Linked DNA regions of Mus musculus: region 1 is linked to region 2. A link is a loop called in an ENCODE intact Hi-C map of the cell type or tissue named here. Cell type or tissue: left cerebral cortex. All regions are shown on one strand.

Region 1 (2,500 bases), 150 kb before region 2:
CTCAGGGAGAGGCTGTGTGGAGGAGGACTTGCAGTCTAAATCTGGGTCCAGTGTAGGTAGCTCCGGCAGGGGTCAGGACATCCAAGAGAAGCCCAAGCTAGCTGTTCCCTGCAAATCATCTTCCTTTCCCACCCTGGGTCTCCTCCGGGAGGCTGCAGGAGCGGTCCAGATGGCCTCTCAGGGACCTTTCAAACTCCCAGGTTGTCTCCCAGGCTTCCCAACCCCCCCGCCCGCCGGGGCCTCCCCGAAGGCAAACAGCTCCGGAGCTGCAGATAAGCCTGGAGCTGTTGACAGAGGCTGCCTGCGTCTGCGTGGAAGGGCCGGGAGCGGACTTTGCCTCACAGCAGGCCCCACAGCACACACGCTCAGCCGGCCTTTGAGGGCTTCCCCGGTCAGGAAGCAGAGCGGGTCCCACTGACCGTAAGGATGCACCTGGGGAAAGACGGTTCCTGCATTGTAGGGCTGCCGCCTAGCCAGCCAGCATCTCACACCCGACTCGAGGCCCTAGAAGGCTCTGCCTGTCTTAGCCAGGCTCCACGACCTTTCCTTTACTTCCTAGGCGCTTGTACAGCCTGCTCAGAGCAGGACATGAAGAGCTGGCTGGGCTCCCTCCAGCGGCCTTTTCTCTGATAGAAGGAAAATTCAAGAACAAGAAAAACTGAGCAACCAAGGGAGAAGCAGGAGGCCTACTCCAGGGGCAAGTGGTGTGACTCTAAGGCCTTGGCTGTCTCCTCAGACATTTGTGGGAGTGACCCTAGCAGAAGAGAGGGTGTTTTGATGCTTATTCATCTGGTTTTATTCTCTCAATAACTCAGGCTAGGTAAGGAGACCTGGATGCTGTCCCCTCCTGGACTCAGAACCCCCACACATCATTTTTCACTAATTATAGAGCAGAATTTAGGTTAACAGACTTCCTTTTTAAAAAGCAAATGCCCATGGGAAGGTGAAGTCGTGGGTCACTTATACCTTAGTGCAAATCATTTAGTAAATTTAAATTGGTTGCTCTCCCCACCATCACCACAGGGAGTGCTAGTTTGACAGGACAATTGGAACATGGGGAGGGTGTTGGGCTGGCAGAAATGTCAACCAGGATTGGTGACTCTATAGAGCAGTGATTCTCAACCTTCCTAATGCTGCAGCCCTTTAATGAAGTTCCTCATGTGTGGTGGCCACCAACCATAATATTTTTATTGCTACTTCATAACTGTAAGTTTGCTACTATTATGAATCATAATGTAAATATCAGTGTTTTCTGATGGTCAGATGACCCCTGTGAAAGAACTGTTTGTCCCTCACATGGGGTCGCGACCCACAGATTGAGAACCTCTGTTATAGAGGCCGAGAACACGATGGAAACTAAAGACAGCAAAGGATGTAGTCTGGTAGGGAATGGGCTGTCCGGGCTGATGTAAGGAGCAGATGTTCACAAGGCTTCCGAACAGAGCTTAGACAAGGAAGAGGTCTAAGGCTAGGACACAGCAAGTCCCTACTTATGGAGACACTCATCTGGAAGGAAAAGAAATTATCAGAGGGGCCTCGTTTGTCATCAGAGCATCGTGGACACTGGTTTCTTGACCTTTGCACCAACTGTCAAGGCAGCCTGTGGTTGGTGGAAGCAGTCTCTCCTTGAGGCAGGGGTGGATCATATCTTCCCTGATGTTGTTTATGAGCCAAAATCTTCACCCACCCCCCCACCAATCCAAAGTGACTATCTAGCAGTCTTTTGGGATTTATTTGGTTGTGAGTATGTTTTGTTCCTTGCAGAAAGAGCCACTCTTCGGAGCGAAGCTGGCAGTGAGTTGGCTTCCATGGGGCTTACATCAACTGGATCCATGTTTGGCCATATCTGTTATTGGCAAGGAACGCTACACGTTGTTATAAGAAATTTCAGGAGCTGTCAGGAATGCTCTGCTGAGATAGTGGGCAGGAAAGCGACTCACAAAACCAAGCCGGGCAGTGGTGGTGCATGCCTTTAATTCCAGCACTTGAGAGGCAGAGGCAGGCAAATTTCTGAGTTCCAGGCCAACCTGGTCTACAGGACAGTCAGGGCTATACAAAGAAACCCTGCCTCAGGGAAAAAAAAAAAAAAGACTCACAAAACCAAGGAGAGTGCGGAATGGCTCTATTTCATGTCAGCTCAGGGACAAGTTGATACTGTTATCATATATTAACTGGTCAAACCATCATATATTTAAAGACCTATCTCAATGTTTCACAGCCTGGCCTCAAATTTCTGGGTTCACATAATCTTCCTTTTTCAGCCTCCCACGTAGCTAGGACACAGCCATGTGCTACCAAGTCCAATGAATCGGCTCCTGTGAGGCCTCAGTTGAGCCTTCAGTCCTTTCACTGAAATCACAAAACCCCAGCTTGGTGTGGTAGCATAAGCCTTTAATCCCAGCACTCGGGAGGCAGAGGCTAGTAGATCTCTGAATCTCTGAGTTCAAGGGCAGCCTGGTCTACAGATTTAATTCCAGGACAGCCAGGCGCGCGCACACAC
Region 2 (2,500 bases):
TCGTTTAAAAGGACATGGTTAGCATGGGCAACATTTAGAATGTGTTGACCATCATTTGAAATTTGTGTTTTAAAAGTAATATATTGATTTCGAATTTTGACTTGGTGTAGTTGAGTATGTAAATCATTTAATTGGGTTGCTACATAGTGTGTTTTATGGGTTGTATCAGGGTGACCATTATAATAAAAATTTCCCAAAGTTACAATTAATGCATCTTGCTACATTGTTTTAAATGACGTCTGTTAGAGAGTGTGAATATGTGTAGTGGGGGGACTGAGAATTTCTCTTTTTTTTAGATTAATTTATACGAGTACATTGTCACTGTCTTCAGACACATCAGATCTGAAGAAAGCATCAGATCCCATTACAGATGGTTGTGAGCCACCATGCGGTTGCTGCGAATTAAACTCAGGACCTCTGGAAGAGCAATCAGTACTCTTAACAACCATTGAACTATCTCTCTAGCCCAGGAATTTCTCTCTTTACAACTTAGTTTAAGGCCCTTTCCAACCCGTACTTTAATCTAGGTAAATGCTTGATGAGGAAAGGCTGAACCAAAAACTAGCCTGGCCTATGAGATTCTCCTGCCTCAGCCTCCCCAGTGCTGGGATTAAAGGTTTGCACCACCAGCCTGTGTTCTTTATTAAAACGTTAAGAGAGCAAAATACAGAGTACTTTAGAATATTGCCAGAATGGATTTCTTTTTTCTTTCTTGGAGTAGCCTAGCACTTCTAAAGTACATTTGATTTTAGCAGTGGACATTAAGGTTATCTTAGAGTTTAAGAGTAGTCTTTGTATGTGTGAAACAACATATTTCAAGCTGTAGATGAGAAAAATCAAGCATGGGATGGGGATATACAGTTCAGTGGTAAACCCACTTGTGAGAATGGTTCAGTGGTAAACCCACTTGTGAGAATCACTATCTGGTTAGGTTATCAGCACTATGGGCAGTAGGGTCTGGGGGATTCTTCTGTGTGTGTGTGTGTGTGTGCACGTGTGCACGCGCACGCGCGCGTGCCTTTTTCTTTTTCCTCTTTTTTCTAAATTTTTTATTATATATTTTCTTCATTTACATTTCAAATGCTATCCCGAAATTCCCCTATACCCTCCCCCCAGGATTCTTCTTTTAATTATTGCCACGTGCCTCAAGTTTATGATAGCTTGGGGTCATAAATTGGTCTTTGATTTTATGTATTTTGGTTAACTGGTGCAATAAATTGGTTGGTTTAAGTTTTTTGATTTAGTTGTTTTTTTTGTTTGTTTGTTTTTAGATTTATTTATTATATGTGAGTACACTGTAGCTGTCTTTAGACACTCCAGAAGAGGGCGACAGATCTCATTAGGGATGGTTGTGAGCCACCATGTGGTTGCTGGGATTTGAAATCAGGACCTTAAGTTAGTGTTCTTAACCACTGAGCCACATCTCCAACCCTTTTGGTTTAGTTTTTGAAAAGACTTTATGCAAGTCTACAAGTTCTGACTTTTCCTGTTTTTCATACATATTTTTATATTTTTATTAGATGTCTATGTACAAAGTTGAAATAAAGCAATTTGTATTTTTTTCCCCTTTGGGGGAAGGGATGGGGCAGGCAGAGTGTCATATAGCTCAGACTGGCTTTGAATTTTTTATGTAGTTGTGAACTTTTAATTTTCCTGCCTTGGTGTTTGGGTTTATAGGCATACAATGCATTCCATGTCAGCCTAGCTAATAGTGAGACATTGTCTCAAAAGAAACAGATATCAAGTTAAACTCCTCGTTTATCTATGGTCATGGATGTTAGGGCTCTAGTATTAAAAAGTAGATCCCCTCCAGGTAAGCTCCTCAACACAAGAGTGGCCAGGCCCCACCCCTGAGGGCTTCCAGCTGCCAGACTCTTCTCACAGAACAAGGCTATGGCTGGACCCAGTTCCTTTATGCTCTACAAAGTGAAAATCCCAAGATGGGGCCACCCTGGAAAGCTCCCCCAAGAAATCTTATATAAAGCCTGCTTCCTGCTCAGTTTTTTGCAGTGTCTTACCCAAGCCAAGGTTTTCCCAATAATTCCCTTAGGTGAGGTTCGTTGTGTGGTGTGACTTTGTGGTATTCCTTGGCTTCCTACTGCCATAATACTTCTCCCTTCAAAGCTGTAACACTTCATCACCCCTTTAATCTCAATTCATGGCAATTCTCTTGCCTCAGCAACTTTCTGATAGTTTAATGGGTGTGAGCCTTCAAGCCTGGCTATTTATAAATTTTTTTTTTTTTTTGGAGACGGTCTATTTAGTCCTGGCTGTCTTGGAACTAATTCTCTGCAGATCAGGATAGCTTCGAACTCACAGAGATCCTCCTGCCTTTGCTTCCCAAGTTCTGAGATTAAAAGCATGTGCCACCGTACCCTGCTATTTGTAATTTTTTGAGCTATACTTCACCTAACATAAAGTTTGTAGTTTAAGTGCACCAGAACCTGGAGAGAAGACTCAGTGGATAAAGCTCTTAAATATGAGCACTGGAACTTTTGTC

Evidence for each region. Peaks named below come from ENCODE experiments on the same cell type or tissue, not always from the same donor. Only the 100,000 strongest peaks of a DNase experiment are listed, where the experiment ranks them.
Region 1: a loop joins it to region 2, with 2.0 times the contacts of the local background. A loop is called at or near these places in 1 of 42 quality-filtered maps.

Annotation. Positions count from the first base shown.
Region 1 is chr2:119,744,460-119,746,959 of GRCm38, forward strand. All of the region lies in intron 1 of Itpka (inositol 1,4,5-trisphosphate 3-kinase A), which reads left to right. Among named protein-coding and RNA genes, the nearest start is that of Itpka, 3.4 kb to the left of the region's middle. In left cerebral cortex, a CTCF peak has its summit at 1,023; DNase peaks (open chromatin) are centred at 338, 543 and 973; H3K4me3 peaks cover 826 bases; H3K27ac peaks cover 1,192 bases.
Region 2 is chr2:119,898,923-119,901,422 of GRCm38, forward strand. The region is part of intron 1 of Mga (MAX gene associated); the gene reads left to right. Among named protein-coding and RNA genes, the nearest start is that of Mga, 2.9 kb to the left of the region's middle. In left cerebral cortex, a CTCF peak has its summit at 1,329 (motif pointing right); no DNase peak of the experiment used is centred here.